3 separate regions of the Homo sapiens genome follow, and regions 1 and 3 are each linked to region 2. Evidence: chromatin loops called from intact Hi-C (ENCODE). Cell type or tissue: PC-3. All regions are shown on one strand. Region 1 overlaps SRBD1 (S1 RNA binding domain 1). Region 2 has its middle 16 kb from the start of SIX2. Region 3 overlaps SRBD1 (S1 RNA binding domain 1).

The links. Peaks named below come from ENCODE experiments on the same cell type or tissue, not always from the same donor. Only the 100,000 strongest peaks of a DNase experiment are listed, where the experiment ranks them.
Region 1: a loop joins it to region 2, with 10 times the contacts of the local background. A loop is called at or near these places in 13 of 110 quality-filtered maps.
Region 3: it touches region 2 in a loop (13-fold over the local background); 3 of 110 quality-filtered maps call a loop at or near these places.

The regions. Positions count from the first base shown.
Region 1 is chr2:45,490,854-45,498,853 of GRCh38, reverse strand. The region is part of intron 14 of SRBD1 (S1 RNA binding domain 1); the gene reads left to right. Among named protein-coding and RNA genes, the nearest start is that of SRBD1, 120 kb to the left of the region's middle. In PC-3, a CTCF peak has its summit at 3,970 (motif pointing right); a DNase peak (open chromatin) is centred at 3,983; H3K27ac peaks cover 591 bases.
Region 2 is chr2:45,021,659-45,029,658 of GRCh38, reverse strand. No RefSeq gene overlaps it. Among named protein-coding and RNA genes, the nearest start is that of SIX2, 16 kb to the right of the region's middle. In PC-3, a CTCF peak has its summit at 4,727; DNase peaks (open chromatin) are centred at 1,188 and 4,588; H3K27ac peaks cover 1,080 bases.
Region 3 is chr2:45,435,370-45,443,369 of GRCh38, reverse strand. All of the region lies in intron 16 of SRBD1 (S1 RNA binding domain 1), which reads left to right. Among named protein-coding and RNA genes, the nearest start is that of SRBD1, 170 kb to the left of the region's middle. In PC-3, CTCF peaks have their summits at 2,826 and 3,028; a DNase peak (open chromatin) is centred at 3,039; H3K27ac peaks cover 2,677 bases.

The sequences.
Region 1 (8,000 bases), 470 kb before region 2:
GATATTATTCAACCATAAAAAAAGAATGAAACCCTGTCATTTGCAGCAGCCTGGATGGAACTGGAGGCCATTATGCTAACTGAAATAAGCCAGGCATGGAAAGACAAATATTGCATGTTCTCACTCATATGGGAGACAAAAAAGTTGACCTCATGGAGACAGAGAGTAGAATGGTAGTTACCAGAGTTGGGGGGCATGAAGAAGTTATATAGAAGGAATAAGTTCTAGTATTCCGTAGTACAGTGGGGAAATTATAATTAACAGTAATTTATTATATATTTTTAAATAGAAGAGAATTGTAATGTTCTCAACATGAAGAAAAATAGATGTTTGAGGTGACAGATATCCCACTTATACCCTGATTTGATCATTACAGATTATATACAGATATCAAATTATCAATGTACCCCAAAAATATGTATAACAGTTATATATCAAGTAATTTTCAAAAATTAAAATGAGCACACACAACTTTCTGTTTCAGAAAACCATTAAGAGAATGACAAGATAAACCAAAATTGGGAGAAAATAATTGCAAATATTGTATCTGATAAAAGACTTGCAGTTAGAATACGTAAAGAACAGTTATGACTCACTAGTAAGGAGACAAACCAATTAAAAATGGGCAGAATAGATATTTCACTAAAGAAGGTTAGAAAAGGCCAATAAGTACATTGAGTAAATGGTTTACATCATTAATGATTAAAGAAATATAAATAAAATTATAAGTAGATAACACTTCATAGCCACTAAAATAGCTATAGTAAAAAGAGAGACAAATAGTAAGTATTGTCAAGGATATGAACAAACTGGAGCCTTCATTCATTGCACCTAGGTAGTTTTCTTTTTTGAGACGGAATCTCACTCTGTCGCCCAGGCTGGGGTGCTGTGGTGCGATCTCAAGCGATTCTCCTGCCTCAGCCTCCTGAGTAGCTGGGATTACAGGTGCATGTCACCATGCCGGGCTGATTTTGTATTTTTAGTAGAGACAGGGTTTCACCGTGTTGGTCAGGCTGGTCTTGAACTCCTGACCTCGTGATCTGCCCACCTCAGCCTCCCAAAGTGCTGAGATTACAGGCGTGAGCCACCACGCCTGGCTGGCAGTTTCTTAAAAAAAAAAATTATATGAAATTGAATTTTGGTGATGGTTGTACAACATTTACTAAAAGTCATTGAATTATATTCACTTAACATGGGTGAATTTTATGCAATGTAAATCATACCTCAGCAAACCTTAAAAAGTGTGGGCCCGGGACCAGAAGTATCTGATTCACCAGAGAACTTCTTAGAAATGCAAATTCTCAGCCACAGTGAAGTAGAAACTGTGGGGGTGTGGCTCAGCAATCTGTTTTATGAAACCCTCCAGCTAATTCTGATGTAGGCTCCAGTTTGAGAATTACTGCTCTAGATTGAAGGAAAGTTAAATGGAAATGTGGGTTGTTTTTGGTACCGTTTATGTACATTCAGTCTACCCTGTTCCTGTAACTGCAGGAAGGGTTTGAATTAAGGACTGTTCTAGTAGAATTAAAGGAAATTATAGGGCAATGACAGTAAAAATAAACTGGCCTTTCATGTTCTTGGTATGTCCCCATGAGAAGCTCTATGATTGTGATGTTTGTGTACCACATGTTAGTAAATTCCTGTGTTCTTTTAGGCTTGCCATTAATGAACATAGCATAAACAGGTTCATTTGCCATAGCGACAGTAGAAGTTTAGATCCTTGAAAGGAATTATGTCTCCTAAATATTTACACAGTGTAATATAGCAGAGTCAGAAATGTGCAGTGATCACAAAAAAGTAAAGATCTGACTCTAGATTAAGAAGCAGCCGGCTGAACTGAGCAACTCATTCTTTCCCTCCATCTGTTCAGTGTACTTTAAAAACTATGATTAGAAAAGAGGCTGATCTGTACATAGCATGTGTTTTCAGGATTTTTTTTCAGCATTAGCTGGGTGGCCAACAGAAATTTTGAAGGTTGAGGCTGCTCCAGAATAGATCTTCAAGATCCAAACTGGAGGCTACTGGGTGGTGAGTATGTTAGATGAAGTTTGTAGATAGGGTCTCCTTTGACTGGATAGTGGTGACTCCTGCTGAGGTATAAGTTCAGAGGAAAGTAGAGGTTGTGGGGAGAGAGATAAACAAATGTAAGAGAAGGGAGAGAGGGAGGAGTGAGGAATGGCATCATGAATGTATGTCATTTGTTAGTGGAGTTCGCTGAGATTGTAACAGTACAGTATAGAAGCATATTAGTGAATGTAGCAGAAACCATTGTTATTTCCAAAACTTTATTCAGCTATAGGTAAAAAAGAACTGGGCTGTTTGTTGCCGGCAAAGTATATCGCTGCTTCTATCTTTCTCTTTTTAATTATTATTATTATTTTACTTTTTACTGTTGTTTCATTTTGCTTTTTTTCTGTTTGTTTATTTGGGGTTTTCTTTTTTGTTGTCATTCTTTTTTAATGCTTTTAATAGTCAGTATTATTGGGAAAATATAGCAAAATATTAGAATATTCTCAAAGTTGGCTAATTCTGTCTTACGTTATTAGATAATGATGGAGTAGAATAATTTGCAATATGTTTTATTCTAAAAAATCTATGCCATAGCAATCTGAACTTCTCATATTTATTACTGGACAAACTCCCACAGATGCATTTAAGCTAAAAATAAAAACAAAACAAAACATAGGAGCAGTGGAAGAGTAAATGATGCAAAATGATGCAAACTTTTCCCTTTGTTAAGCAAACTTCACAATTCTCTGTGCAGCTCTCAGATTTGTATCTGAATGAAGGTGCACTTGAAAAGTATAAACAAATACAGATAATCTGGTATTATATGAGTAAATACAAATTTGAGTACAAAAGACATAAATAATTTTGGAGTTAAGTGCAAGAATCAGGAGAAGCAACTTTTGGGTGCTTTGTGGGGATGGCAGGTGGGTTGACATACCATGTTTTTTAAGCCAATACATTTCAAAATGTTGACCAAAGACCATTTTAATTATAAAATTAGAATAGTGTTTATTCCCTGCCCCCTTAGGTTTTGTATCTTGTTAGCAGTGAACCTGGAATGTTTATAGTACTGTTGCAAACAACGGTTTCTTCCACAGTTAGTGTTCCTTCCTCTCTATGAGCCTGCTTTTCCTGTCCCAGTATCAACCAGGCCCTTGCCTCTTGCCTAGTCGAATGCCACTTACGCATCAGGTCTTGTGTTTGGTCCTGTGGCAGTTTTTTTCTTTAGTTTCCTTAGTGGTACCATTAAATACTTTATGGTATGGCAACAACTTTATGTTGGTATCAGATACAGGTAGAGAAAAAAGATAAAAGAGGGATTTTGAAAGAGAAAAGCAGAATGCGGGGAGAGAGGGAAGAGAGAGAGAGAGTGAGATGCTTACTGTGGAAGGTAAGGGGAAACAATTTCTGCTTACGCCATTCTTTGTTGAAATTTCTTCTACCTCAGTAGAGGTACTTAATCTACAAATAGGAAACAAACTTTCCATCTTTTTTGTCCTTCAGTTTGTTGATTTGCTTTTCCCCATGATGGCATTTGAAGGTACCATTGAGTTTGTCATCTCTGTGAAGTTTGGAACCCCAAAATCCAAATTAAAGCTCTGCTTTTTAGTTGGTAATTCGGGTCTGTCCATTTTAGGTTTATTTTGTGGTTGGAAAGTGTTCTTTTCATCCACTGTGGTATGGGGCACCAAAAGAGAAGTAGCCAAGATAATTCTGTTCTTTTGAAAGACTGCTCTGTAGCTAAGATTTGATAGGATGTCCATCCTGGAGTATACTTAGATCCTCTGGTTGGTAGACTTTTTATTTTCTCCCAGGCTTGGTGTGGATCCTCTGTGTGATAACTGTACCACTACTAGAGTTGTTCTCTGTGGAAAATGATCATCTTTTTTGAAACATAACAAACTTAAAAAAACAAAAACAAAACGCTGGTAATTGAAGAATTGCTTCTAACTTGTCCTCCACCAGATGGTGCTAGTGTTACGTATCTAAAGGTAAACTCCTTTGGTATTGAAGTAAGGAGGTTGTGTATTTTCTTTCTCTTTTTCTGCCTCACCATATTTTGCCCTTAGTACTTTTTCATACATGCTACTTTCCTGGCATACTGCTGCATCACTTCACATATTTTATATTGTAGATAGTGAGCTGGTTATGCCTTAGTGATCATGAAGGATAACTTGGGAGGCCAAGTAAAATTCAAGAGGGCAAGGACCAAGTGAAATTTAAGGATGTATAATTTGTATTTTCTTATAAGATTTTTTTAATCATTCATTTGCTTCTTAAATGGCCTGTGTGTAAAAGTTGAGAACTTATTCTTGACTTTTCTGCTTAGCTATCTTTCTTTTATGTTATCATAATGATGTCATAAAATGTCATTGCTTGAGATCTTCTACAAACAAATGATGTATTTACCAAGATTTAAGTTCACAATAACTTTAAAAGAAAGCTTGGTAAATTAAAAAAAAAAAGTTGGCCATTATCTGATATGATTCCCTGACCAATTAATAATTGTTCTTACATTTTTAAACCTTTTCTGATTACATATGAGTATTACATGGTTATTGCAGAAAAACTTAAACAAGAATACAATTAAAGTAATAATACATGTTTAAATACTATTAACATTATATTACATAAGCCTGCTTTTTCTTTACCCAGTTTTAACTTAATAATTTATCATAAATATTTTACATGAGATAAAAATATTTTACAATAATAATTCTTAATGAAAGCTTAATTAAATGAACACTGTAATGATAGGCATTTTTTTCCACTTTGTTTCAGTCACAGTTGTGCTATCATAAATAGTGCAGTTTAATTTTTTTGAATTTTTACATTTCATTTGCATGTATTGCTAAAAATATAATAGCTAGTTCAGAGAGAATGTACATTTTTGTGATTTTTGATCTGATTTTCAATTTACCATCCAAAGAGTTCTGCAGTTTGAAAGTCTTTGACGGGACATGATTCTGCTTGTTTCCGTATGTCCTCTTAATCACTAGATTACCTAATTTATTTTATTTTTTTTTTTTTTTGAGTTGAAGTTTCATTCTTGTTGCCCAGGATGGAGTGCAGTGGCGCGATCTTGGCTCACTACAACCTTCACCTTCCAGATTCAAACGATTCTGCCTCAGCCTCCTGAGTAGCTGGGATTACAGGCATGTACCACCACGCTTGGCTGATTTTTTTTTTGTATTTAGTAGAGACTGGGATTCACCATGTTAGTCAGGCTGGTCTTGAACTCCTGACCTCAGGTGATCCACCCACCTGGGCCTCCCAAAGTGCTGGGATTACAGGTGTGTGCCACCGTGCCTGGCCTTACCTAAGTTTTTAAGATGACTAGATATTGCTCATTTGAGAATCCTTGAAATGATAATTCATCATTACATAAAAGAATTTAAAATTGCTTTGATATTTTCTTAGAAGTAAGCTCTACCCTTTAAGCATTAAATCTCAGAGCCCCCACTGTTCGTGGTAGTTTAGTTTTTGGCCTTGTCTCCTATCCCTAAAATACAAACAGCTATTCTTTTGATACTTCAGAACAGGTTATCTCATATGCAAATAATTAAGATTTATGTTGGTTCATGTTTTTAGTGCTTTGTATTACTCGTTGAGAAACCTAGTGCAAGTCATTTAACCTCTCACGATATGTTTCTCAGTCTGACAAGTTGGAAGAATGTTTTTTAGATAAATTATTTTTAAAACTTTGAGATGAGCTAGGCATTTGGCATAGTGGCTTTTTAATACCTTCATTTTTGATAGGCAGAAGGAAGGAAAAGGGGAAGATGCTAGATATTTGTAGAGCCTGAAGAATTCTAATATACTTTTGTAAAGAATTAAAAAGGTATCAGTCAGTGTTGAGTAATTATATCCCAGTTGATTTTTGGTATCTTACTAAATAACTGCATTTTTATTTAAGCAAATTACTTTTAAATTAAGTTCTTCTGTTAACATAAAAGAGCATGTAATTTATTTTAAAATCAGAAAAACCAAGTTATTTTCATATTTGGGAAATGGGAAGAAAAGAGATTCATGCAGAGTCTTCATGAAATCTTGTAAATGAAGGTGAAAACTGTTAGCCCAGTAATTTAAAAAAAAAAATAGTTTTGGCTGGGCGCAGTGGCTTGCGCCTGTAATCCCAGCACTTTGGGAGGCCGAGGCAGGCGGATCACGAGGTCAGGAGATCGAGACCATCGTGGCTAACATGGTGAAACCCCGTCTCTACTACAAAATACAAAAAATTAGCCAGGTGTGGTGGCGGGCGCCTGTAGTCCCAGCTACTTGGGAGGCTGAGGCAGGAGAATGGTGTGAACCCGGGAGGTGGAGCTTGCAGTGAGCGGAGATGGCGCCACTGCACTCCAGCCTGGGCGACAGAACGAGACTCTGTCTCAAAAACAACAACAACAACAGAAAAAACCTAGTTTTTCTTTCTCATGAAAATAATCTCACCTTCCCATCTCAATTTGGCAAAATATAATAATGATAATAACATTCCTTATGGTCAGAATGAATAGTCACTGTAAGAAAAGTTTTTTGAAAACCTAGTTTTAAACGGTTCATCAACATACAATCTGTCATGGTAGAAAAGACTTGTAAACTGTAGAGATATCAATTCTGTTATTTAAACGTATATCTTTTATACAGAAAACAAATTATATTGATTAATGATTAGCTTTTTGTAAGTAACACCATTGAATTTTACCTAAGATAAAACTTAGCATTTTTGTACTGGGCGTAGTGGCTCACGCCTGTGATCCCAGCCCTTTGGGAGGCTGAGGCAGGTGGATCACCCGAGGTTGGGAGTTCTGATCAGCCTGACCAACACGGCAAAACCCCGTCTCTATTAAAAATACAAAAATTAGCTGGGCATGATGGTGGGCACCTATAATCCTAGCTACTCGGGAGGCTGAGGCAGGAGAATCTCTTGAACCTGGGAGGCGGAGGTAATAGTGAGCCGAGATTGCGCCATTGCATTCCAGCCTGGGCGACAGAGTGAGACTCTGTCTCAAAAAAATAAATTAATTAAATAAAGCAGCATTTTTAACTCAATAGGGTTTTTGTTAAAAAATTTGAAAGTGAATGCGTTGATATTGTAGGTACTTTACTTGCTTTTTACTTTATAAGTGTGTGGTTTGTTTCCTTAAAATAAAAATCCTAAAAATAGTGCTTAAATAAAATATCTTAAATTATCAATTTAATTATAGAGAATTGGCATATTAACTTTTAGATCTGGTAAAATGTAAATTCAATGCTAGCTTCTGAAGTGTACTTTCTTATATCTAAAGCTTGAAATACTAATGTATTGGTTTAGGTGAAGGTCTAAACTATAGCAATTTGAAGGGCCTTCTGAGTACTGTAATAATCTATAAATAATTAGTTGAATTACAACTGTGGCAGTTAAAATCCCCCCAGATGATAAATTCTGCTCAGTCATCTGCTTCATGGCAAAATACATAAAATAATCAAATTGCTAGGATTTTGAGGCTAATTTGTTTGTACTGCTGAGAAATTTGTTTTGTGAAATGTAATATTAAATCGTTAGATATATGAATTTTATATAAAGTTCATTTTTGCTTTCTTCAAAATATATTAGAGATAATTGGAATAATTTCCCAATAGTTTATTGGAAAATTTCCCATCAAACAGAAAGTGTTTTCGTAAATTTAGTGTACTTTTGGCAAGTGTCTATTCTTGAACTCTTAAATAGGAATGAAAAAGGGAGGGTATTAAAACTTTTGTTCTTAGCAATGTCTGGAAAAAAATCATCACTCCCAGTTTGATTTGTTTCATTAATTCTAGTCACATATACTTCTTCAGTCCTTACATGTTTTATATTGAAGTAATCAATGTTGAGGTTTTTCTGTGCATTTAGGTTATTTAAGATTTCTGATCTATGCTGAGCACTGAACTGTGTATTAGACACATACTCTTCAGTAAGTAAAGCATATGAAATTTACTACATTTTGTATTGATTTAATATTAATGTTAATCCA
Region 2 (8,000 bases):
TCAGAAGTGCTGGCCCTAGGCTCTCCCACCCAGTAAGAGTTTAATTGGAGAAAACGGTGACTTTTTTAAATGAAAAGAAAAAACAACCTTCAAAACTAGATTAAGAGCAGAAATGCACATGGCAAAATATCTGAAAGCTCCTGGCAGGTGGTGGAAGAAGTCTCTTACCGGCATGAAGTAGAAGCAAAGCCGTCAGCCTCTCCGGAGCCCACAGTTTCAGAGCATGCTGTGAGCAGCTGGGACTTCTCAGCTGGCCACAAGCACTTGTATTCTCCCTGGGGTAAAATCAGTAGCCAAGGCAGTCTGCTCTCAATTTTCTGTCTTGTGGCCTATCTGAGCTGGGATAACTCCGGGATGAGGGAGAGGGGGACTGGGTACAGAAGGAAAGGAAAAAGGGGGTCCTGACTAGAGGCAGGACAGAGCAGAGAACCCATGGCATGCGTTCGTGCCAGTTCCAGTGTCTGTTGCTGTGTAACAATCACCCCCAAAACAGTGGCTTAAAGCAATTTATTTAAATTTCTTAGCCTGGTGCAGTGGCTCATGCGTCTAAACCCAACACTTTGGGAGGCTGAGGTGGGAGGATAGCTTGAGGCCAGGAGTTCAAGACCAGCCCGGGCAACATAGCAAGATCTTGTCTCTACAAAAAAAAAATTTTTTTTTAATTAGCTGGGTGTGGTGACACATGCCTTTGGTCCTAGCTACTCAGGAGGCTGAGGCAAGAGGATTGCTTGAGCCCAGGAGTTTGAGTGATGCAGTGAGCTATGATTGTGCCACTGCCCTCCAACCTGGGTAGCAGAATTTTAAGAGACCCTGTCTCTTAAAAATTTTTTTACTTTTTTAATTTAAAAATAAAATTAAATAAATAAATTTCACATGGTTCTGGGGGTTGCATAGGATCAGCTGGGCAGTTCTCACTTTGGGTCTCTTCTGATGTCAGCAGGAGCTAAAGACATCTGAAGCCTCAACTAGGCTGTGTCCCAAAAGGCTTCTTTACACACATGTCTGGCACCTGGGCAGGGATAGTGGGAACACTGGATGATGGCCCCCACACATCCCACACATTCTTGCCACATGGCTAGTTTGAGCTCCTTCACAATATGGCAGTCTGGAGTATCAGACTTCTTACACAGTAGCGGCTTTTCCCTGAACTTGTGTTTCCAGAGTCCAAGGAAGAAGCTGCAAGGCTTTCTATGACTCAGCCTCAGAAGTCACAAAGTGTTACTTACCTCTGCTGCATTCTGGTGATTAAAAGGGCCAGCCCAGATTTAGTGTAGGAGGGACTGGTGTGAATTCTGGGAGGGTTGACCCATAGTGGGAGGCTTTTGGGGAGACTAGCTACTACAGTGCCTTTGCTGTGTGGCTGGGGCTGTGCCCATCAGCCCAGTTGCCAGGCAAAGCAAAAGCTAAAGTGACAAGGACAGTCACTTTGCTGACTGGTGCAAATGATGCCCTCTAAACCTTGGTGGGGAGGGAATGTGGTATAAAGAACCAAAAAACCTGGGGCCTGGCACTGGCTCTGGCTTTCTCGGGCTATGCACTAGTGGGCACTGGTGTCTTCATCTTAAAATTGAGGCAGTTGGATTAAATCACTTAAGTTTCTTCTCCTCTCCGAGTTAAGAAATATATGGCTGGGTGCAGTGGCTCGCGCCTGTAATCCCAGCACTTTGGGAGGCCAAGGAGGGTGGATCACTTGAGGTCAAGACTTCGAGACCAGCCTGGCCAACATGGTGAAACCCTGTCTCTACTAAAAATACAAAAATTAGCCAGGCGTGGTGGCGCATGCCTTTAATCCCAGCTACTCAGGAAGCTGAGGTAGGAGAGTTGCTTGAACCCAGGAAGCAGAGGTTGCAGTGAGCCAAGATCGCGCCACTGCCCTCCATCCTGGGTGACAGAGTGAGACTCAGTCTCAAAAAAATCATAAAAATAAAAATAAGAAATATAACATGCTATATGAGTTCATCACAGAACCCAAGTCTCTCAAGAGGCAAGGGGACCAAGTCCCAGGGCCATTCCCAGAAGCAAGTATGAAAATTAGAAGTGCCAAGTTATCAGTCACCAATCTTTGCCTCTTCTGAGCAACAAAATCCATATGGCCAAATGGATATGTCCAATTCAGGGGATCCTGCACTTCCCTTCCTGACTGCATGTGTGTACACTTGCGCATGTGTGTGCACTTGTGCATGCGTATGCATGTGGGGAGGTGTAAACGTCAGGCAAGTGTCCCACTGCACACTGTGTTTCTGCTCCAGAAAAAACTGCCAAATGAGTAGTTTATACTGGAGGAAACAGCCCAAATACCTCAATTTATGTAACTATGTGTCGTACGGCCTTTTAATTTAGCCCTCGTTCCAAATGCATGACACATCCTTTTGACACCTTGAAGAAATGCTTCTCAGATGGCAGGCTGGGCACTGCAGCTCGAGGCTGCAAAAGGAAAGCACACAGCCCTGAAAATTAAAAGGGATTTAGATCCTCCTTGGAAATGTCCAGCCTCAGGCTACTTGATGTGGTCATTTATTAAGTGACTTAATCAGGGAAAGGAACTCAGTCTCAGAGCAATTAAGTTGCTTTCTGGGCACTGCTGGATTCTCCTAATTATGAGTGGGGTATTGCATTCATACTGGGACTACCAGAAGATAATTCTATTCCAGGGTTGAAAAACACTTAGCTACTCAGCTATGGAGACTCCATGTTGCTGAGAAACCTATTAAATTGCTGAATTTGGGGAAACTTTCCTTTGATTGAATCCAAGCAGGTTTGCTGTTTTTTGCTTTGTTTTGTTTCTTGTTTCTGAGACAGAGTCCTGCTCTGTCACCCAGGCTGGAGTGCAGTGGCATGACCATGGTTCACTGCAGCCTCAACCTCCCTGGCTCAAGTGATCCTCCTGCCTCTTCCTCCTGTCTAGCTGGGACCACGGGTGTGCGCCATCACACCCAGATAATTTTTTATTTTTGGTAGAGACAGGGTCTCACTTTGTTGCCGAGGCTGGTCTGGAACTTCTGACCTCAAACAATCCTCCTGCCTCAGCCTCCCAAAGTGCTGAGATTACAGGTGTGAGCCACCTTGCCTGATTTCCAACAGTTTTTTAACATAGTTTTATTTGCCCTATAATGAGAAGGATTAAGGTTATAGAATTATAACCTGTCAGAGTCTGATGACTCTCAAAGCTCTCTTATCCCAAGCTTATTCATTTATCTGCCAAAGAAACAAAGGGAAAATGTTAGTGCTCAAGGCCACATACTTTGTCTTTGCAAAACTGGGACTAGCCTTCAGGTCTCCTCTCAAAGCTCAAGGCTCTTGTCTAAACTAGTGGGGAAAGGATCTCTCTAGGACTTTGTTGGGATACTGAAGAACCATTCTAGGACCCCCTCAAATAACCAGCTATGGCTCCCCCAAAAAGTAGAGCAGAATGGACTCAATATCCTGTGCAAAGTGTACATGTGTGAGTGAATGCTCAGCGAGAGAATTTGCTCAAAAATATTTATTGAGGGCCTACTATGTACCAGGAACGATGCTAGAAACCAGGAATATGGCAGGGAACACAGTGTCTCTGGCCTAGAGAAGGATCTTACACTAGAGGCCAGTGAAGAGGAAAATAAGGGAATGAGTGGATGAATAAATAGATGGATGAGTAATTAATAGATGGATAAATAGATCGATAATAAATGAATGGATAGATGGATGGTTGCTACATTTAGAAAGCCAGGAGAGCAACAACTCAGGATTAAGTTAGGGCTTAGACTCAGAAACCTGGGGACCTGCACCATCCTGCATGCCTGCTATGCAGCCAAAATCAACTCTATTCAGATATTCTCCTGCTCAAAAGTCTTCGGTGGATAGCCAGTCCTCCATAATCCATACCCTACACTGCTCCAATGTTTGCCATTTACTTCAATTCTGGTTAATCTCATCACAGTGTCCTTAACACCACTACTAATCAAAACCATTCCTACTCATTTGCTCAGACTGACAGCTTTTCCTGGAATGCCCTCCGCTGTGCCCTCTGCCTCTTCTCCAAGTCCCTTTCCCTTCATCCAGCTCCCCCCACCTTCTCCGGGCCTGCCTGTAACACACACCAAGCACTGAGCACATACTCTTCGGGAGGTGCACCGTATCTGGTGAGCTACATTTGTCTCCCCCACCCTCAGCTAAATGGTCAGGTCATCTAGGTTAGGAACTGTATTCCCTTTCAGGGTCCCCAAAGACAAGCACATGGCTGGGCACACAATAGATGATCAATAAAGACTTTAAGAATAACATAGAATCTGAAGAAAGTAAGTATACGTGGTCCCCCAGGGCACATGCCTGGCTTGGGTTCACCCCTAGGAAACTCTGAAACCCTGGTTTTCCTCCCAGAATCTACTTCATCCAGCCCCGCCCTCTCCATCTGCTGTCATGCTTTCCTGGAGGCATCCCCTCAGAATTAACATTGGGGCGAGGCCTGGAGTGCTGGGCAAGGACGCGGGGAGGGGCCTTTTGGATTGTTTTACAACAAAATCTCCTCTTCTGAGCTGGTGAATGACTCAGCATCTTGGATTCCAAATGAAAAAAAAAAAAAGCCACTTTCATTCTGTCATGCAGGAAGCACAGAGGGTCCAGCTGACTTTGTGATGTCACTGTGCCAGGCTCGGAGCCCAGCCATGTCAAATCTGGGCACCTGAAGTGTGAGCTACTCTGCCAACCTTCTAACCAGTCAGGGATGGAGAAAGAGCACCTCCTGTTGATGGACTTGGCAACCCCATTTTATAGATGAGAAAGTTGAGACCAGATAAATCAAAACCTCTTAGGGTTCCCCAAATTGTCACTCTTTCTCCCTGATGTCTGCCCAGGACCTCTCTGAGCTGGTGAAAGATGAAAATTAATCCTTCCTCAAAACAGCTGCAGCCCTGTATTAAAGGAAGAATCTGTAAATACACAGCTTCTTTTGAGCCCCCACACCACAGGTGGCTGGTGGGGAGCCACCGTGCCTGCTCCCACTCTTGCATCCCGCTGGTTCCTGAGAGCCAGGGGCTCTTCAGAGAGGGGACTTCTTCTCATTTGAATATGTTGGGAAGCAAAGGGAGGTGTACATAACAGGCCCTGTGACTGCTGGAGGGAGACCTGGGCCAGCAGCTGCAGGAAACATTCAAGAACAGTTCATCCTTACAAAAATATCCTCCCTGACACCAACCAGCTCCGGAGAGGCAGGAGGGGACACTGGGAAATCAATCTCCATTCCAGAATGAGCCAGCTCTGCCACTGAGGCAGTTTCCCTCTTGCCCTGGCTACCACTGATACAGAATACCAGCAAGTGTCATAGCATCCACCCGTCGCTGCATCCCAGATCAGGTGGCCCGGGCTCCAGGACCATGCCAGGAGGAGGGGAGAAGCATCCTGGCCTGGCAGCCTGGCTTGGTCATGTGGGCATTGACTAGCCCACCTGGCCACCAAGCAGCACCTGGATTCTCCCCTCCTACCTTCTGCTCCTGCCGAATCCAAAGCATGGTCAGTGCATTCAACATGAATTCAACAGTCCTGCTGCTCAGGGTAGCAATACAGGACAGTGGCCACATGCCCAGACTCTGCAAGCAGACCTTGCTTCAACTCCCTTCTCTGTCCCTAGTTTAACCTCCCTGCACCCCAAGTACCCACTTTCCATTACGTAAAATGGGCCTAATGGCAGTCTCCACCTTAGAGAGTTGTCAGGGGAGTCACAAATCCTTCTTCTCAAGCCCCTTGTTCAGTGTCATAGTGAGCACTCAATAAAAGACAGCTACTATTTATAAATTAACAAAAAGACTTTTTAAAAAGCTTCTGCGGGGTACAAGTTGCCATGCTAGATGCTGGACCATTTCTGTGTTCATTATGGCTGGGCAAAGGAAGGGAGGGAGAAATTATTTAATCCAGTAAATTATGAACAGTTATGAGAAAGGAAAAGTATTTGATGTCTGAGGAAACCGACAGTATTGACTAAAGGCTAAGAATGGCCTCTGCCCTAGATGAGATGGCAGACCCCTGGTGCAGTAGGATGGGGTGAGGGAGTGTGAAGATTATTTCCCATTCTCATGCCTGTCATACTAGTGGCTATGAAGGGACACAAACGCCCTGTTCTAGATCCAAAGGGGTGCTAGGACTCCCGAGGAAGAAGCAGGAGGCCTTCTACTGGTGGATCTAGAAGCTCTGTCAGCCTGCCCCCACCATGGATCCAGGGGTGAGCTCAGGGCTGGTGGAGGGATGCTGGGGTCTGTGAGTCCCTGCATTGAAGGCTGCCTTTCATGTCTATGTGCATGTGAGAATTTTCTTGGGAAGACACATTTTCTTCATGTTTTCAATGGGGTCCCTGACCTCAAAAGGTTTAGAACCACTGCTCTATGCATTAACTTCATCCTGTCCAGCATGATTCTCAGATGATATTGTTAGCACCAGTCCTCTCTCTTCAACCAGACTGTATTTGCCATCCATCACCATCATCTGATATGGCCAGAGTAAATGTGTATTGGTTGACTCTGTATATTTCTACGTATTTCAGCTTTTCCCAGAAATCTCTCACTTTGGACACCTGGAGGGAGATAGGCGACAAACACAAAGCCTAGCAGGCTTTCTCAGGTACGGCTAAGGTAGATCAGGAAGGCAGCAGTCCCTCCTCACCTGACCCAGTTAGGGCTGGAACTGAAGCCTGCAGTCATTTACAAGTCATTGTGCACCATAATACTGCTAGTCATTCCTTTCTTCAACAAACATTTATTGAGGACCTACTGTGTGCCATGCACTGTTCCAGATGTTGGAGATATAGCCATGAGTCCATCAGGCAAAGTCCCTTTTGCCATGCAGTTTATACTCTAAGAACGAAACAGTCAACGATAATCAGACAAGCATGATACTTTCAGATGGTGGTAAGTGTGAAGATAAAACATAATTATACAGTGGAGAGAGCAGGAGACACTCAAGGTAAAAGCCTAGAGGTGGGAACAAGTTTGGCACATTTGAAGAACAGGAAGGAAGCTAGGGCAGCAGAAGCATGATGAGCAAAGAGACAGAGAAAGAGCATCAGAAGCAGTGAGAGAGAGAAGCAGGGGCTGGATCACCTTCGCCCTTGGAGATCTCCATAGGGAGTTTGTGCTGGGGGCAGTGGGGAACTATCAGATAATTTTAAACATCAAAGTAATGTGACACATTTTGAAAGTCACTAGGACTGCGGTGGAGAATTGTTGGGAAGAGAAGAAGCAAGGAAGCCACACACCAGGTGCCAAGCCAGACGCAGGGGACCCCATGACGAACAAGACAGCCACACACGCTGACCTCACGGAGCTTATAGTCTTAAATAGGAGACTCTGGGGTTCCCTGCTTCCTTTGATCCAAAGTCAGAAGCAAACACAAGGCCAAGATGTGCCTAGTCTCTGAGCTGAGAAAGGAAATAGTATGGTTTCCTCCTGTTCGCCCAGACCTGTTCAGCCTCAGGGGCACACCTCCCCTATCCTAATTCTCCTTGTTCAAACCCCAGACCAAGACCACCTTCCCCATCCGAGAAGCCTTCCTTGCCCACCTAGGCACACCTGTGTCCCAATCATGGTGGTGAGGAGTGGTGGGTGGTCTTGCTCTCTTCTGCTTCACACAGGTGAGTTTTGTTGACCAGCTAGCCTTCCCCCTCTGACAGCCTAACACAGAGCTGGGTATAGAGTAGAGGCAGCGTAAATACTCCTCAGATTTATACTGTGGGAAAAGAAGTATATATTTGTCCATTGACTGGAATGGAATGAGATTAGATTGGATTGAATTGCTGGTGGGCATTGTAAGTACTGACGTAGGTGACGTATGACCTCCTAGAAACTTCTCAGATTAAATATAGGCTAGAAAAAAGGTAGTAGAAATTACAGATTCCTTGTGAATGACCACAGCCCCAGCCATGTGCTACATGACCACAGTCCCAACTACAAAGATTATAACAGATTGAGCTTACAAATTTTCCCAATTAAGAGCGCTAGCTATTGAGAAGGGGGAAAGTTCAGTAACTGAGTTTGTTT
Region 3 (8,000 bases), 410 kb before region 2:
GCAAACCTGTTGTCATTAAAAACTTCTTGTTATTAAGATTCTTTATTCTTCCTTTTGCTTCATCATTCTCTACTATTAACTCCATCTGCTTCTTTCCCTCTTTTTCCTCCAGCTACCTGACTCTAGGCAGCCATCATCTCCCTCTTGATATACTGAGAAAGTCTCTTACCAGGACTTCCTGTTTTCACTTTTGTCTTTTTAAAATCCATTTTCTACAGCATAATTTTTAAAAAGTATGTCAGATCCCATCTCTGTTCCCGTTGTCTCTGGAATAAAATTCAAACTCCTTGCCATGGAGACTTACAAGAGCTTGTCTACTCTCCAGCCTTATTTCTTAGTACTTTCCCCTTTTTTTGGTTATGTCTCAGCCAGATTGCCCTCCTTTCAATTTCAGCACTGTAGCTTGTTACTACGTGTGGCCATTCAAAACAGTAGATATTTATTACAAACTTACTTTTAGGGACGAGACACTACTGCCTCCAGAGAAGGAAAGAAATTTTGTTAGAATATTATAAAAGGGTGGCATGTAAAGGTAGCTAGACTGCCTTATCTCCATTTCTTCTCAGTGTCAGAAAACTCTCAAACTAAAATGGAAATAAGTTGCTGATTCACTTTAAAACCCAAACTTACTTAAAATAAACTGTCAGTTCTAAGCTGAGATTTACTCCAATAGAATATTCCCTTGATGGGTTGAGAATGAATAAGATGAATTATCTGAGTCCTGATCTTGCTCATATAGCTGTTTCTTTAAGGACCAACATTTGGTTCCTATACCGTAGGATTCTCTCCCTGGTAAAGAGGAGTTAGTAATATCCATATCTCTTTTCTAAATTCCAGAATTCTTCAATTTGTATTTTCTTTAACTCTGTGACCTAGCCGTTGTCCACGGCACAGTTAGTCTGTGGGTCAAATGGGTGTGGTTTCACCTAATTCTCCCAGAACGGGAGATATTGCAGGAAAATGAGTCCTACTACAATGAACATTAAAGAAAAGATTATGTCTAAAGGCAACATTTTCATATAAGTTTTTTCCCATATCTATTAATTGCATCAAGGTATGTGTCTGTACCAACGTATGCTGTTGGACCTTTCTGTTAGAGGTGCTTAATTGGTTTCTGACCATGTCAGTTATAAGATAGAGAATCTGTCTGTGGTAAATGACATCCCATAAATGAGTTTCATAAGGCTTGACCTGGGAGCTGACATGTCAGGACTTCCTAGTGTGTCTTTGCATACCGGTTCTAAATCTCCCAGCTTCTTTGGTATCTTTTTATTGTATGACAAGATGCTGTACTTTAGTTCATGTTTGAAGCGACAGAAGCTTAAGTTTTGAGTTCCCAGGAAAAGAAAGACTTAAACATTTCCAATTAAAGCATCAGAGATTAGTCTGACTAGGGTGTGAGTTAACAGGAACTCTTTATTGACCTAAAAACCTACCCAGAAAGTATTGGCATGAGAATTTGGCAGCTTGGAGTGGGAGGGCCTATGGCTATGGTCAGTCTTAACATGTTAGGACATCTTAAATTTCACTTTAAAATTTCTGAGTTTGCTGTTGATTGATGCCTGCTAAGAAAGCGTTTCTATAATAGGAATTGAGATTGTGCTGCTGTAATGCCCTCAAGCAATGCCACGTCACCAGTATCTCCTCCTATTTTAGGGCAATTCTTTTTCTTAAACCAAATTCCCAGCTTCAGCAAGAAGAATCCAAAAGCCGAACTGTTAGAAATTTGTCCCTGGTTTTTCCTTCCTTTACCCAATTTATTGAGTAGCTACTATGTACTAAGAAGCATGGTGTTAAGAAGTGGGAATACAAAGAAAAGTCTAAATGGCCAGCAAATGAACAAAGAGATCTTCAACTAAACCAGTACTTAAGGAAATAAAATTAAAGCAGCAGTTAGAGTGAGTACGTACTATGTACCAGGATACAATAACAAATCATATTTATTTACTTACACACATACACACCTGTGTGCATCAGGTGATAATAAATACTATGGATAAAATAGGAAATGGGGATAGGAACAGTATGGGAGGCAGAGTTTTGCAGCCTGGTCTTCACTGCCACCAGTGCATGAGGCTAGGTGTGGAGGATCATTGCAGATCACATGGAGTGCCTGGGCTCTGTCGCCATGGTTATGTAGAGATGGGACATGGAAGCGAAAGGAAACCTTTCCTTTCCATATTAACTCTCTGACTCCACATTAATGTGGATCCTGTCCTGGCAGTGTCAGCCTCAGGTCTAATTTGAAAGGTTTACTGTCTATAATAATAATGGGCTGGAAGCCAGTTCACATCTGACTACATGTGTGGCCACATACATGTATGTGTATTTGGGAAGAGAAAATGTATCTTTAGAACTTACTACTGGAAACATTAGGAAAGAGCCTTTTTTCTACATGTGGAGAAGAAAAGCCTTTTTTTATTATTATGCGTTAATACTCTTTTTTTCTCCAACCTCTGTCTCCTCAAACAGACAAATAATTTAAACATGGCTGTCAAAATTTCTGAACACCAGGAGGATGCCTCCCTGCCTTCCCTCCCTCCTTCCCTCTATTTCTGTCTCTCTCTTTCTGTCTCTCTCACACAGAACCATAGTTTCAGATCAGATTTTCTACACACTGTTTTAATTTATTAGAAGGGAAAAATTCTTTCTTATGGCTAAAAGTTTGCACTCTTGATTTTTCTAAAGTCCACTTTTATGACTAAGCTATAAATCTCTAAAAATAGAGATTTACAGTGGAAATGTCAACTCCTTTGTATTATGTCAGGTCAAAATGTGTAGCTAATTGGTGTGCATTTGTTCATGCATATGTCATGAGCCAGAACTATGTTTTAGCCCAGTGACCACACATGGGGGCAGATAGGTGTGGTCCAGTTCAGATATACTAATGTTTTCTTTGTTTATGGTAAATTAGAATAGTGCAAGGTACTGGTTTGGAAAAATATGTGGGCAAGGCAGACATTTAGGATTTATGAACCTTTACTTAGCCAGTATTGCCCTATCATTCGTCCACCATATCGACCTGTATCCACTAGGGGACATAAGAACACCTACTGGAGGAAAGAATGAAAGTTTGTCTGCATTAAAATTTAAACACAGGACTCTTAGATAACATACAAAAAGACTCATTTTTTTAGTTTCATGATTCATAAAGAAGTTATATATTTTGTTTAAATTTTAATCATCACCAGAAACTTTTAAAGGCAGGATCAGTATCTTAACGTCTATTTATGGAATGAGAACCAAACAAGCAGCTAACTAGCAAGCTTGTGTCATTAACTGACTACCTATGTGGTCTACAGAAGCTATGCTGAGAATGATTCTGGCTTTACAAAATACTTTATATAGAAAAGGATTACCTTTTAGAGTCAGGAGGTGAGACATCTGGGGAGGACATCTGCTATCAGATTGCAGTGGACAAAAACCAGAAGTGTTCTATATTTTGCACCCCGGCCACTAGCTATGAAACCCGAGAGACAGATGTTAAGGGCACTGCTGTTGTCTTCTAAACTGATTATCTGGCCTACCAGGTTAGAAACTTAGGTTGTATTTTTTACTTATGGTTCTTTTTTTTTTTCGGTATGATCTACCTGCAGAAAAAAATGCAAAGATTTTAAGTGATACAGTCTTTATAGACAATTTTTGCTTTTTAGTTGGAGTTTTTACTAACATTTAATATAAGTATTAATATAACTGAATTAAGGTCTACAGTTTTGCTGTTTGCTTTGTTTGTCCCATCTGCTTTTTGATCATTTCTTGTTCCTTTTCTGCCTTATTTTGGCAGAAAATCAAATCATTTTTAGTTTTTCATTTTAATTCTGTTGACTTTTCAGCTATACTTCTTTGCATTTTTTTTAAAGTGGTTACTCTAGGGATTATAATACACAGTCATATCTTCTCAGTCAACAGTGGTTAATATTTTACCACCTCACCTCCTTCTTTGTGCTATATATATATGCATATATATATATATGCATTCATCAATTGTTTTATATATATATATATATATGTCCTAGAATACCATGTTTTACTTTTTGCTTTCTGGTTTTATGTCTTTTAAGTAAAATTAGAATAAACACGCACAATTTTATATTTACCCATATATTTTCCAGCTGGTGTCAATTTCCTTTAGTCTGCAAAATTCCCTTTAAAATTTTTTTGTAGTGTAGGTCTGCTGGCAATGAGATCTCATTTATCTAAAAATCCCTTTTCCGTTATCTTTAAAGATATAGAATTTGAGGTTGACAAGTGGTTGTGGTGTGTGTATGTGTGTGTGCAGCACTTTAAAGATACCGTTTCATTGTCTCCTGGCCTCTGTTGTTTCTGATAAAAAGTTAACCATTACTCATATTGTTGTTCCTCCATATATAACATGTACATTCTCTCTGGCTACTTTGACAATTTTCCCTTTATCTTTGTTTTCCAGCAGTTTGACCATAAAGTTTCTAGGTATAGTTTTCTTTGTTTTTGTCCTTCTTAGGGTTCACTGAGCTTCTTGCATCTTTACATTATGTTATGTTTTTGAAAAAATTGGGGAAAGTTTTGTTACTACTTCAAATATTTATCTGCCCTATTCTCTCTTTCCCTCTCAGGACTCCAGTTACATATAGTTGTGCATTGTGATCTTGTCCCACAGTTCATTAAGGTTCTTTTATACCCCCCATCCTCGCCTCTCCTTCTTTTTTTATTTCTGGTCTTCAGATAGGATAATTTCTGCATATCTCTCTTCGTGTTCACTGATTTATTTATTTTTCTACTCCAATCTGCTGTTAAGCCCATTCAATAATTTTATTTCAGATGCTGTATTTCTTTATTCTTTGTTTATTAAAGCTTTAATTCCTTTACTGCTGTTTACCATCTATTCATTGATTTGGGACCATATTTGCCTTTAAGTCCTGGAGCCACTTTAAAGTTCTTGTCTGCTGTTTCCAACATCTGGGTCATCCTAGTTTGGTTTCTGCTGGATAAGTTGACCCATTATTCTGTTATTGGTCACATGTGCCTGCATTTTTGTATGTCTAGCTAGTTTTATTACATGGTGGATATTGTGGATGCTCTGTGTTGTTGAAAATACAAATTTTGTTGTCTTCCTTTAAAGAGTATTGAATTTTCTTCTGGTAATCAGATAATTAACTCTCAGATCAGACTATCAGATCAGAATGAATCATATAGGGATTTTTTTCAAGACTTATTTTTAAAGCAGTTTTAGGTTCGCAACAGAGCAAAAACTACAGAGAGTTACCATATAAATCTTCCTGCCACATATGCACAGCCCCCTCCAGTCTCAACATTCTGCACCAGAATGGCACATTTGTTACAATTGATGAATGCATATCATTATCAGTCAAAGTTAATAGTTTACATTATGGTATAATGTTACACATTATGGGTTTAGACAAACAGATAATAACCTATATTCACTATTTATAGTATCATAAAGACACTAAATTTTAACAAAATCCATATCAATTATTTCTATTATGAATTGTGCCTTTATTGTTGTATCTAAAAAAGTCATTGCCATATCCAAGTTTAGTTAGATTTTCTCCTATGTTATTGCCTAGTTTTATGGTTTCATGTTTTACATTTAGGTCTATGATTCATTTTGATGTGAGTTTGTTTCATTTTTTGTCTTTGTTTTTGAGACAGAGTCTTAGTCTATCGCCCAGATTGTAGTGCAGTGGCACGATCTTGGTTCACTGCAACCTCCGCCTCCTGAGCTCAGGTGATCTTCCCATCTCAGGCTCCTGAGTAGCTGGGAATATCAACATGTACCACCATGTCTGTCTTATGATTCATTTTGATTTACTTTTGTTAAGGGTGTAAGATCTGTGTCTACATTCATTATTTTGCAAGTTGATGTCCAGTTGTTCCAGCACCACCTGTTGCAAAGATACCTTTTCTCCATTGTATTGCCTTTGCTCTTTTGTCAAAGATCAGTTGACTCTATGTATATGGGTCTTTTGGTGCTTTCTATTCCATTGATCTATTTGTCTTTTTTTTTTTTTTTTTAAACCAATACTGCAGTGTCTTGATTACTATGCTTAGTGTAGTATGTCTTAAAAGTTAGATAGTGTCAGTTCTTTGACTTCATTCTCTTTTAATACTGTGTTGGCTGTTCTGGGTCTAATTAGCTCTCTATATAAACTTTAGAATTTTAATTGGGATTGTGTTGAATCTATAGATGGGAAGAACTGACATCTTGACAGTATTGAGTCATCCTACCCACATACATGAAATATCTCTCCTCTTAGTTCTTTGATTTCTATCAATAGAGTATTGTAGTTTTCTTCTTATAGATCTTATACATATCTTATTAGATTTATACTTTAAGCTTTTGGAGGGTGCTAATGTAAATGTACTGTGTTTTTAATTTTAAATACCACTTATTTATTGCTGGCATATAGGAAAACAGTTTACTTTTGTATATTAACCTTGTGTCCTACAACCTTGCTGTGATCACGTATTAGTTCCAGGAGTTTTTTAATCAATTCTTTTGAATTTTCTACATAGACGATCATATTATCTGTGAACAAAGAGTTTTCTTTCTTTCCTCATGATAAGGTTAGGCCTTGTGTCCCCACCCAAATCTCATCATGAATTGTAATCATCAGGTCTTGAGGGAGAGACCTGGTGAGAGGTGATTGGATCATGGGGGTGGTTTCCCCTATGCTGTTCTCCTCATAGTGAGTAAATTCTAACAAGATCTGATGGTTTTATAAATGGTAGTTTTTCCTGCACTTAGACACACACTCTCTCTCACCTGCCACCATGTAAGTCATGCCTGCTTCCCCTTCTATCATGATTGTAAGTTTCCTGAGGCCTCCCCAGCCATGTGGAACTGTGAGTCAGTTAAACCTCTTTCCTTCATAAATTACCCAGTCATAGGAAGTTCTTTATAGCGGTGTGAAAATGGACTAATACACCTCACAATCTTATATAACTTTTCTTTTCTTACTGCATTAGGTGGTACTTCCAGTATGATGTTGAGTGGTGGTAAGAAGGGACATCCTTGTCTTGTTTCTGATCTTAGTGGGAAATATTCTGGTTTCTTACCATTAAATGTTATGTTAGCTGTAGGGTTTTTGTAGATGTTTTTAATCACCTTGAGGATGTTTCCCGTTTGTTCTTAGTTTATTGAGAATTTTTATCATGAATGAGTGTTAGTTAGATTTTGTCAAGTGCTTTTTCTGCAGCTAGGACTATGTGATTTTTTTTTTCTTTTTTAGCTTGTTGATGTGATAGATTCCATTAATTGATTTTTTGAATGTTGAACCAGACTTGCATACCTGAGATATATTATATTTGGCTATGGTGTATAATTCTTCTTATAGATTGTTAGACTTGATTTCCTAGCTTTTTTGAGAATTTTTGCATCTGTGTTCATGAGAAATACTGATCTGTCATTTTCTTGTAATGTCTTTGTCTGGTTTTGGAATTAAGGTTATGCTGGTTTCATAGAATTATTTAGGAAGTATTCCCTCCGCTTCTATTTTCTGGAAAAGATTATAGAGAATTGGTATAATTTCTTCCTTAAATGTTTGATAGAATTCATCAGTGAACCCATCTGAGTAAGGATTATTTTTTAAAATTTTGTTAGGGTGGGGGTAGTGTAATCCTTTCTCCAGGACTAGAATAGCTCACTTCTACCCCTTTCTGGGTATCAGCAGAGTATCCGGGGTGTTCAACGAGGTCTCTTCAGTATGATTGGTAGGACGTCCTATGTCTCCCAGCTTTGTGTAATCTCAGGAATCTCTGGGTAGCTGCCAACTCACAGGCAGCTGTTTTTTTTTTTTGTTTTTTTTTTTTCCCCTGGCCTTGTGTTGTCTTGTCTTGGTGCCCTGGGTATGTGCAGCTTAGTATTTAGCTAAATGCTTAAGATGTCACTTATATGAGTAACTGGAATACTGCTCTTCAGAGCTTCATTCTCTCTGATATCATACTCTTAAAACCTTCAGGAATCCCAACCTCCAGTCTGTTTCTCCAGCTCAGTAAGATTA